2 separate regions of the Homo sapiens genome follow, and region 1 is linked to region 2. A link is a loop called in an ENCODE intact Hi-C map of the cell type or tissue named here. Cell type or tissue: gastrocnemius medialis. All regions are shown on one strand. Each heading gives the region's core, and the rest is flanking DNA. Links, peaks and the distances in the headings are about the cores only.

Region 1 (5,383 bases), core at 117-5,116, 67 kb after region 2:
TTCAGACGTATTTGCTAGAGCAAGCAGTCCATGTAGTACTAAACTAGCTAAGGACATATTTGAAGGAGCATGGTGGAGAGGCCAGTGGAAACTCTGAAATCAGGGAGTTGGAGCAGCTCCATCAACTGCCCAACTGGACAGCCACCAGGACCACTTCTCGTAGAGGCTTGCAGGAGACAAACTGTGGCAATGGAAAGAACTAAAAGATTAGGAGATACACACACACACACATACATACATACACACACACACAATCAAAACAAAACCAGTAACACTACAACGTCTGAACAAAAGGCCACTTTTAGGAATTATTTTTTTAACTGGACAACTCCATTTGTACCATGAGGATCAGTATAAAAGTCCAAGTTGTCCCTGCAATTAGAAAAAGATGCTTATATCAAATATCCTCATCAAAATGAGAAGAACTGAAGTGACAGCATTATGTAAAGCCATATAGACACAAGGTTACTGTTGGGGAGGAAAGATGTCTTTCCTCACTAATTTCTGGGTTTATGGCTGAGGCCCCTATAACAAAAGGTAGAAACAAGAGAAAACCATACAAGTGTATTTAAGTTTTACATGATATAGGAGGCTTAAGACCCAAAGAAACAGGGAAACCTATGTATTTTTATGCTAAGTTTAATGAAGAAGTGGATAGCTGTGGCAAAGTATGTTTGGACAAAGAGTGTATGATCTAATGGTAATAAACTGGGAGGATCTTAGCAAGGCCTGTTTGTTCAGATTCTTCTCTGTGCCTCTGTGTCTCTAGAGGCAAGGACATTCCTTTCCTGTGGGTATAGGGGAGCACCTCTGGAATGAAGGTTTTATGACCTGCTTTAGGGGAGTAGAATAAGGGAAAGTGAGAGTGATCTTCCTGCTTCTGCTGTTTTTCCAAATGCCAAGCTGCCATATTTTTGAGTAACATGTCCTGAACCCCATCAATGCATTTCATTCATGTAGCTACACAAACACACACACACCAGCTACATATGGTTCTACTTGGTGTTAGCACATTACATATATTAACTCTTTACCTTTCCCAAGAGGTAGGTTTTAGGTTTTATCACCTCCATTGTCAGGAGATATAGAAGTTAACTAACTTGCTTGGCACACACGTGTGTCAGTTGTTGAGCTGAGTTTCCAACCCAGGTTTGGGTAACTCTTTTGTAAAGTATGCAATTTCCACTTGGCCATATGAGTCAGAGAGGTGTATGTAGAAGAAAGACTTGCAGATACCTTGGAAGCCATGAAGAAACAGGGATTTGAAAAAAGCATGCTTTGCTGGCATGGAAGAAATTAATCCCACATCTTCTTTTCCCTATTACTAAAACCTCCTTACAATATTGAAGAAAATCTTGCATGGTTCAGTTTTGACACTGGCCTGAAAAGACTCTATTGGCTGCTTATTTAAGAAATTTATGTTAGGCTGGGTGCAGTGGCTCACGTTTGTAATCCCAGCAGTTTGGGAGGCCAAGGTCGGTGGATCACCTGAGGTCAGGAGTTCAAGACCAGCCTGGCCAACATATAGTGAAACCCATCTCAACTAAAAAATATATAAAAATTAGCTGGGCATGGTGGCTCATGCCTGTAGTGCCAGCTACTTGGGAAGCTGAGGCAGAAGAATCACTTGAACCTGGAAGGCAGAGGTTGCAGTGAGCCGAGATCACGCCACTGCACTCCAGCGTAGGCGACAGAGTGAGACTCTGTCTCAAAAGCATAGGCCAGAAGCTAAAGAAATAGCAGCTATAATTGAGAAGCAGTGCAGGGGTAAGAATCTATTTATAGACAAGGAGGCTAAAGCTGGGGAGGTTGAGGGACTTACTCAAGACCACCCGTGGGCTGTGCACGGTGGCTCATGCCTGTAATCCCAGCACTTTGGGAGGCCAACGTGGGCGGATCACAAGGTCAGGAGATTGAGACCATCCTGGCTACATGGTGAAACCCCGTCTCTACTAAAAATACAAAATAATAATAATAATAATAATTAGCCAGGTGTGGTGGTGGGCGCCTGTAGTCCCAGCTACTCAGGAGGCTGAGGCAGGAGAATGGTGTGAACCTGGGAGGCGGAGCTTGCAGTGAGCCAAGATCGCGCCACTGCACTCCAGCTTGGGCAACAGAGCAAGACTTTGTCTCAAAAAAAAACAAAAACAAAAACAAAAAAAAACCCAACAACAACAAAAACACCTGTGAAGAAAGGGCAGGCCTAGAAACTAAACCCAGGTCATCTGGTGTGAAGTCCAGCATCCTTTTCTCTGAATCTTCTTGGCTTCCAATTGACCATGACACCACTGCATGAGGCTAAGTGTGGCTTGCTTCCCCAACACATCCTGGCAGCTGCTATAACAAGCAGCCTCTGGTGCAGGTGCACTTTAGCTCAGTGAAAACAGCTGGAGGCTCTTCCTGGCAGCTTTGGAAGGAAAATTTCCCCATCTGTTGGCACGAGTGCATAACAGGTTTTGAAAAGTGCAATTCAGAGCACTTCTGCTCCTGATTCCCTCTAACCAAACACATGTGTCAGGCAGGTTGCCTGAAGCCCCGATGGGGTGTGATGAACTCCAGGCTGTGTTGTGGTTGAAATGATGGTGATGTAACTGAAGATACCTGGCCTCAATGATAAATGGGGAAATATGTTTATCTGGTATAGTGGTTTGGACAGAGAGAAAGAGAAAGAGATTGATTGAGCTTGCAAGCAGAAAAAGATTCAGATAAAGAAAGAATACTGGGCCCACTTTTTTTTCCAAAGGATTTATAATGAGCTTGCTTATGAGTCATCTGCATCTGAAAGTGAACCCATTTCCTTCATATTGGAATCCTGCAATGCCAGCCTTAAACCAAATTGTGAAATAGGCACTGTTTACTACCCTCATCTTTCTTTCTGCTTTTCATTCTGCCTTCCAAAGCCCTTTCTTCCTGTCGTCCATTTTTGCAGTGAGGCCAGCCTCCCCAGTCCCCATGCCAGGCATAAGATTCTTCTTTTCCTCTACCTCATCCTCCATCCAAATGCAATTGAGGAAGAAAGCAAAGCAAATGCGATTGATTCACATTAAGTTGTTAATGACTGGCTGGGCACAGTGGCTCATGCCTGTAATCCCAGCACTTTGGGAGGCCGAGGTGGGCAGATAACTTGGGCTCAGGAGTTCAAGACTGGCCTGGACAACATGGTGAAACCCTGTCTCTACCAAAAATACAAAAATTAGCTGGGCATGGTGGCTTGTGCCTGTGGTCCCAGCCATTCAGGAGGCTGAGATGGGAGGATCACTTGAGCCTGGGAGGAGGAGGTTGCCGTGAGCCAACATAGCACCACTGCACTCCAGCCTGGGTGACAGAACAAGACCCCATCTCAAAAAGAAAAAAAAAAATGTGAATGACTGATGGCCTTCCCAAGGTACTCACAGTTTAAGAATTGGCACACTCTACATAGTAAATTTTAGAAAAATTTTCCTCAAGATCTGAACTAGTTTATCTTCACAAAAGCAGACGATTACATTGAATTTAAACTTCCAGTCTCAATACATATTTAAACACTAACCCACTGAAAAAATATTTATTGGCTACCTATGAAATTGAAGGTACTGTGCTGGGGATGAGCTGGTGAAGAAGGAATCCTTCCTTGTATATATTACAGTAAAAGAACCTGCAGTCACCATTAGGAGGAGTCCATTGGTCACCCAGGGGCAGCACTGTTCTATTGGTCCAGTGCTTTGTCTGTGTCAGAGAAGGAGAAAGGGGGAGGGCAGGGAGACTGGAAGGCTCTGCCAGAAGTGCCCATTCCTGTTGGCTTTGTTCCCCACTCCCTGCCTGACCCCTGAGGCATTTGAGTTTACTATCCTGGTCTGAGAAGATATTCTTGCAATAAATATTAGATATATTTTATAATGTTGGAGATGATTTTATAACGCTGGAGATTTTTGTTAAAATATAAAACAATAACAAAATGTTAAAATGCAAAATGTTAAAATATAAAGCGATAACAAAACATTAAAATGCAACATTGAAAAATGAGCTTCCTTAGAGCATGAGGTCACCAAAAGGATTTGTTCCATTCGCTCTACCTTCCCACCCTCCTAAACATGTGTGTGCTAAAAATTAGGAGACCAATGTTTTATTTCTCCTTTTGTGTTCCTTGCAACTTCTGTGACCCCAGACAAGTTACTTTGCCTTTCTAGGTCTGTTTCCTTATCTGTATAGAGAGAATTTGGATTCTAGAACAGTCAAACCCTTTTAGGTCAAATAGTGTTCTAACGCTGCTGTAATTCTTTGCTGTCTCACAGACTCCAGCGAGATTTTAATAAAAGACTTTGGCGTTTTTTCACTGGTTACATGACTCAGGAATCTATCCCAAAGAAATACAAAATAAAGGTTGTCAGAGAAAACAGCAGACTTTCATTTCCTGGGTAAAATGCTTCCTCTAGGACCAAAGAATCCCATTATAAAGAAAGCCCAAGGAACTATAGAAGGGTAAAGATCAGCAGAAAGCATAGCTGATCATATGTAGCGTATTTCTAAAAGTGTAAGTTCATATGTACTAGCTGCTTTTTTGGAACCAAAAATGAAATTTAAAGTGTCAAAAGTATTTTTAAAGTTATCTTTTATGTTTCAGATCTCAAAATCACTAAATAAAAATATGGCTTGTCTCATAAGGCTATATTAACAGGTTTCCAAGTAGACAATTTCCCCTACGTAGTTTGAGACTGAGGTCTAGAATTAGGTACTTAGCACAGAAAGGGGAAACTTTTGTACTAGCCTCTCCCTTACTAGAGGGTGGAGAGGTTATGATTCAGGAAAAAAAATTTGAAGTCTCTTAGAAGTGAGTGGCTTTTTCAAGAGAAAAAGGAATGATGAGCACGCTCAGTGAGGTTTATAGGTGACAAGTCCAAGACAGGAAGTAGCCTGGTGACAGAGGCCACAGCTGGTGGACTAGTCATAAATAGACCAGTGCTTAATTCCCAAGCATGGGCCAGCTTGCAAGTCCCCCTCTCCACATACTGCTATCAGGGATCTATGTATGGGAAAGAGGATAGAAGAAATAATTAGAATCACAAGATACTAGTTAGAGTGTTAGAACCAAAAGAAAATCCAGAGACTTGCTAGCTAGTGTCACTATCTGATTACACAGATGGAGAAATGAGGCCCAAAAAGGGAAAATACAACCTCAAGCAACTCCCTCCTAGCATAACTGGCTTCCAAACCCAGGTCTTCAGACTCCTAGTCAAATTCACTTTTCACTCAAAAAAAAAAAAAACAAAAAACAAACAAAAAAAAAACCTTCTTTGAGCAGCAAATCCCTAGGTTTAAAATACTTACAAATACATGACCTAACCTCCCTGAGCTTGCCTGCATGTGGACAATCCAGTAGAACCCCATTCAAGTCAATCTTAGTAAC
Region 2 (5,383 bases), core at 263-5,262:
TCATGCGTAAGCATGCAAAGAGGAACACAGCCAAGGGAATGGAATGCAGTGCCTGACCTGGAGCTCTCTGGCTTCTTTCAGTGAGAAGTGCCATCCTTCTCTTCAGTTACAACTCCCTTCTGACATGTGACTTATTGCTTTTATACAGAATAGATTGTCATAAGTGGTGGATTGGACAGGACTTGCTTTGGCTTAGGAGACATATTATATCCATGCAAAAAAAATTTTCACTGAACTATGGATCCCTTAATTGCTTTAGCTATAGAATGAGCAACACTTTTTTTTTAATAAAAGCAACGATATATGAACTATTTTCCAAAACTCTAGTACAAAACAAATATAACTTTAAAAAATGAAAATGAGAGAATCCCATAGATATACACTGTAAAATGAAAATATTGATTTATTATAGTACTGCTAAACATCAGTGGTACAATATAAAGAGAGAAGGGAGGGCAACAGTGGGCAAACCACCCATTCATATCTGAAAATGAGACAATAGCAGCCACTGCTGCCTTCCACAGTTTTCAAAAGTTGGCCAGGTTGGCTATTATGCCTTCTGATTTTACTTATAAAATAAAATGTCCTATGATTCCTTTTTGTTTTTTCCATCTTTAGCAGGAGATGCTAGGCGCTAAACATGCTTTGAAATTTTACAGATGATAGGTAGTGTCTTCTAGAATATTTCCATTGTATCTTAATTTTTTTTACATTTTCAACATTCCTTTTGGACAATGTAGTGGGGGAGAGGCATTTATTAGAAAGTTCTGACTTGCAGGTGGCATTGTATTATGCGCCAAGAGTGAACCAGATAGAGGAAGTTGCTCCTTAAGCTTGCAGGTCTGAAAGAACAAGGAATTGCCTCTCTTCAAAGGCAAGTAACTTCCATGATTGACACTTTTCTCTCATCAGCCCTCCAACAGTAATTATGCCAGAAACAGACCCAAACCTGGGCTAGTCACTTGTAGCAGGCTTTCTGGACATAAGGCTGTAATCACACCTGACTTTCCTTTCAGATAAGAAGTCCAGCCACTTCTTTAATTTATCGGATTATAAGGTAGAGGATATATATATTTAAAAATACCCCAATAGTCTTGCAGAGGTTAGAAGATGATAGCACTCCAAACTAGGAACAATTGAGTAAAAGCATAAAAAACTAGTGATATTAAATGAAAGACCATCCTTTCATTCACTTTTTAAATATGTGAATTACAGACTTACTTCCATGGGCAAATTATATTAGACTGAAGCTTGGCTTTTGAAGATGCCTTTTTTAAAAGAGTTTTTTTACCTAATGAATTTGACATTTCCAGAACAACTATAATTCATAGAGATTTCTGTAGCTTACATAAGGGCTGTTACCCACACCATCTTATCTGAGCTCCCCAGCAATCATTTAAGAGGATATTATTATTCCATGTTCTCTATATCATTTATTTATTTATTTATAGAGACAGGGTCTTGCTATGTTGCCCAGGCTGGTTGTAAACTCATGGACTCAGCCACATTCTGTATATCCTAACACTTCACAGTCTGTATCAAGAAGCAAGATGGAAATTCCTGTATGCATTTGTTTCTTCTCTTTTATTTTCCCTGCCCCACAGGCCTAAGCCACACTCATCTTGTGGATGACACTGGAGCTGTGACAGTCTGTTCTGTCCAGGCAGGGTGTCTTTTATTTTTATTGGAAATAAGATTATCACAGGTAAGAACATCTGGCATAGGCACAGTAGGTGACGGGTAAGAATTAGGTGATTTGATTGTAATTGGTTAGCTTCCTTAGATATTCCCAGGAGGAAGTAATGGCCTCAGGGGGCCTCCAGAAAAAAAAAGATCTCATGAAATTTCTTTCGCTTAGTGGATTGAGCCTGGGGCTAGCTCATATGATGACTATGGGACCTTCAATTTGCTGAATCTATCCACAAGCTTCTACACTCTTTGGGAGATTGGTTAAAAGTCTCTCGAAGACACCAAGACTTCAAGAGAAGTCTTGAGTTCTTCAGAGAAGTCTGGAGAAGACTGAGAATTTGTAAGGCAGTTTCATTGTTTTTGAAGGGTTTTTTAATATCCCCTAATTTTACTTGTGTTGGTCTATCTGTGGAAATGTGTGGTATGTACACACACACAAACCATACTACAGACAAACTCATAATACGAAACATTAAAGTTTTGTTTCTGCTGTTCTGAATATGCTTTGGTGCATGGAGACCTGGCAGGACTATAAAAATAAGGTATAACAAACTCATCCCAAGCAAGGGGCAGGAGAGGACAGTGCCTCCCTGGTCATCAATTACAATGACACATTCAAAGCCTAAGTCAGCTCTCCACTCACAGATTTGGACATTCCCTCCCCCTCCAGGACGGTTCTTGTGGCTTTCCATTGCTCTTGAGCCCAAGATAAACATCCTCAAGATCTGACTTATCATCTATCACTAGACCAAACCACATTACCTCATTTTCCTCTTCCCTGCCTACTCCCAAATTAAATCTTACTCCTGGCCTGCCCTTCTTCCCCTTCCCTGTCCCATCAAGCTCTCTCCTTTGTGTCAAACAAACAGCTGACAGTCTCTCTTCAGCCAGACTCTCAAAAATCAAACAAAAAAAGGTAATTTTCAGCCCTATGTAAACCATTTGGCTCAACAAACATTTATTATTAAGTGCCTACTTTATGCCAGGCAGAAAACAAAAACACATCAAAGGGCCTACCTCAGTGAGCTGACAGTCTACTGTGGAAGTATTATGTTCCAGGGATGCCTGAGTCAGGGCACCTAACCGGACCAGTAACCCCAAATCTCTCTTCATTTGACAGTGGAGGATTTTTAAAAATTAGGTGTTTCCACACTGTTTTTCACAAAATAGGAACTAGACCTGTTTGGGGATTAAAACCTTCCTGACCATTTAGAAACTCTGCAATATTTTCCATTCCTCGATGTTCAGTTTGCACTTGGCCACAAGACGTGGTTTAGGAAGAGCTGTTGGCCGCTAACTCAACACAGATTGGCAATGACACATGGAAACCTAGGAAACTGACTGTGTAAACAAACAATACTCCCAAATACACACACGGCCCAACCAACTGCCCCTGCAAACCCCACCACTGCAGAGCAAGGCACTTTTTTCTTCCTTTTTTCTTAACAGAGGACCTTAAGGTAAAAAATAAAAATAAAAATTTCCAGCAACAGGAAAATGATTAAATAGATTATGATCCATATTACAGACTGTTAGGCAACTATTTAAAATAATGAGTTAGATCGCTGTTGACCTGGAAATGTCACATGTATGAATGTGCAGATCTCTATAGACTTGGAAATGTCACATGCATGAATGTGTGTGGATATATGTACACATACATGTATAGTGCTACAGCATATAAAAACATAGGTACACTTTCATAAGCTTTAAAAATAATGTTTCTACATACATAGAGTGATTGTGGAAAGATGCATGCAGCACGCTGCTTTGATAATATTAGCTACCTCGAGGAGATGGGAAGAGGAAGACTATTAATCTATTAATTAGTCATTTATCCCCCATATTCTGTATTATTTGAATGGTCATAAAGGCATGAATGGTTTGGTCATTTAAAATAACCAATAGTGTATTAAAGCAAAAACAGGAGATGGAGAAAATACTATCTGCCCTACAAAATGAATGATACATTTAAAGTGTTTCAACATACACAAAGTAAATAAGAATAGTATTTTGCAATAACACTTGTAATTACACAACATCTAACCACCAAGAAGCTCTGTTTGCAGACAAACTTTCATTCAGTTTTAATCGACTGCAGCTGCACATGCTCCCACTCAGCCAGATAAAGGGCAGGTGTGTTTTGCTTATGTTGGGGACAGGCCGAAGGCACACCTGTCAAACAACTTCTGCAAGGTTGCACAGTGAGCTGTGGATCCCAGGGAAGTCCTCTGAAACTCACCCATTCATGTGTTCATGCTGGGTCTCTGGTTTGCAAAGGACAGATTTATTATGACATCTGAGAATAAACAAGTAGCCATTTTCCTATCAAAAACTCAGAAGTGGCCATTACATGTGCAGTTTAGAAGCAATTAGTCCAGTGCTCACAAATAACTCATGGAGGCTGACCAGAAAGCAAACCCCCTTGGCTTTGATTCATAACCCCCCAGCAGACCACCCACACTGTATGCTTAAGGACCATGTGTGCTCATCAACAAAACAATAAGATCTGACAGTCTAGGGCTGTTTATACTCATGGTGCTCTGCTGGGTGGCTCACTCAGTAGGAGAGAATAGTTAAGGTCATTCTTATAGCAGTTTATAATGTCATGAATTTGTTCCTTGAATAAGCCCTTTGAGAGCTTCTGTGTCTCAACATCAGAAAATCATCCTAGATCCATACTTGTACACAACAGTCTGTGCCAGTGAGATTCATTCTTTTGGGAGCTCTGCTAATAATGCACGGTAAGTGAGCCAATAGTCATCTATAGCATCTCAGGGCTTCCCCTTGGGGTGGAGGGTCAGGTAGAGCATGGTTTATTACCAATGAGTGTGCATCAGAGGCCAGGAGTTGGTGACCCAGTTGGGTGTCTTGACAACAAAACACACTAGCTAGGGGGAGGCTGGAGTGAAGACAAATTCCAGAAGATGGCTCCCTCTGTGCTAACCCTGAGGTCTTGGGATTCTCAGATGGACAGTTTGTGAAGTAAAGATCAATTGGAGCTGGTCACCTGAAGCAGGCTGGGTTTGCTGTGGGCCATCCAACATCCCCACTTCCTAAGGAGGTAGAATTCCTAAGGGAAGGAGGGCAATAATTCTGAGTGTGCGAGGCCTGGGGATGAGGATTTTTGTTGGCAGGACATGGCAGCTTGCATGATAGGCTTGGCTACCCATTGTTTCTTAATTAACAGCTGAGAAAAGAAAAGAATTTTCATTGGAGGAACGCAAATCCTTTAAAATTTTCAGGTCCAGAGAGATATTAAAAGGAGGTAGCAATTACATCCTACTCCCGGCTTTGAGCTATGTTTTCATGTCTTGAAACTGCTTGCTATTGCCCAGATAGCTATAAATTAACCTAATCATGCTACACAGGGTACTACAACCCACACCCTATACCTTAACAATGTATATAGCCAATCACTAATCAACATTGTTTTTGTAAACCAATAAGAATTCCTAACTTTGTGTTAGTTCACTCCGTGTCCCCTTTCTTCACCTTTAAAAACTTGCTTATAACAAAGGTCAATGGAGCTCATACCCAAGGTTGCTTGAGTCTGAGTCTTCTGGGCAGCTGTCCTCACTTGGCTTGTGAAACGTTTAAATTATATTTTGTGCCTCAGCCTCTTCACTTTAGGTTGACGTAGCATAAAACATTATGTGGGCACTTTGAAAAATACCACTGAAGGGGCCTAAGG

What was found. Hi-C counts contacts between places; a loop is a spot of excess contacts. Peaks named below come from ENCODE experiments on the same cell type or tissue, not always from the same donor. Only the 100,000 strongest peaks of a DNase experiment are listed, where the experiment ranks them.
Region 1: it touches region 2 in a loop (3-fold over the local background); 4 of 110 quality-filtered maps call a loop at or near these places.

Annotation. Positions count from the first base shown.
Region 1 is chr9:70,011,084-70,016,466 of GRCh38, reverse strand. No RefSeq gene overlaps it. Among named protein-coding and RNA genes, the nearest start is that of MAMDC2, 30 kb to the left of the region's middle. In gastrocnemius medialis, for the core only: no CTCF peak of the experiment used is centred there; a DNase peak (open chromatin) is centred at 2,446.
Region 2 is chr9:70,078,296-70,083,678 of GRCh38, reverse strand. All of the region lies in intron 2 of MAMDC2 (MAM domain containing 2), which reads right to left. Among named protein-coding and RNA genes, the nearest start is that of MAMDC2, 37 kb to the right of the region's middle. In gastrocnemius medialis, for the core only: no CTCF peak of the experiment used is centred there; DNase peaks (open chromatin) are centred at 2,349 and 2,968; H3K27ac peaks cover 2,051 bases.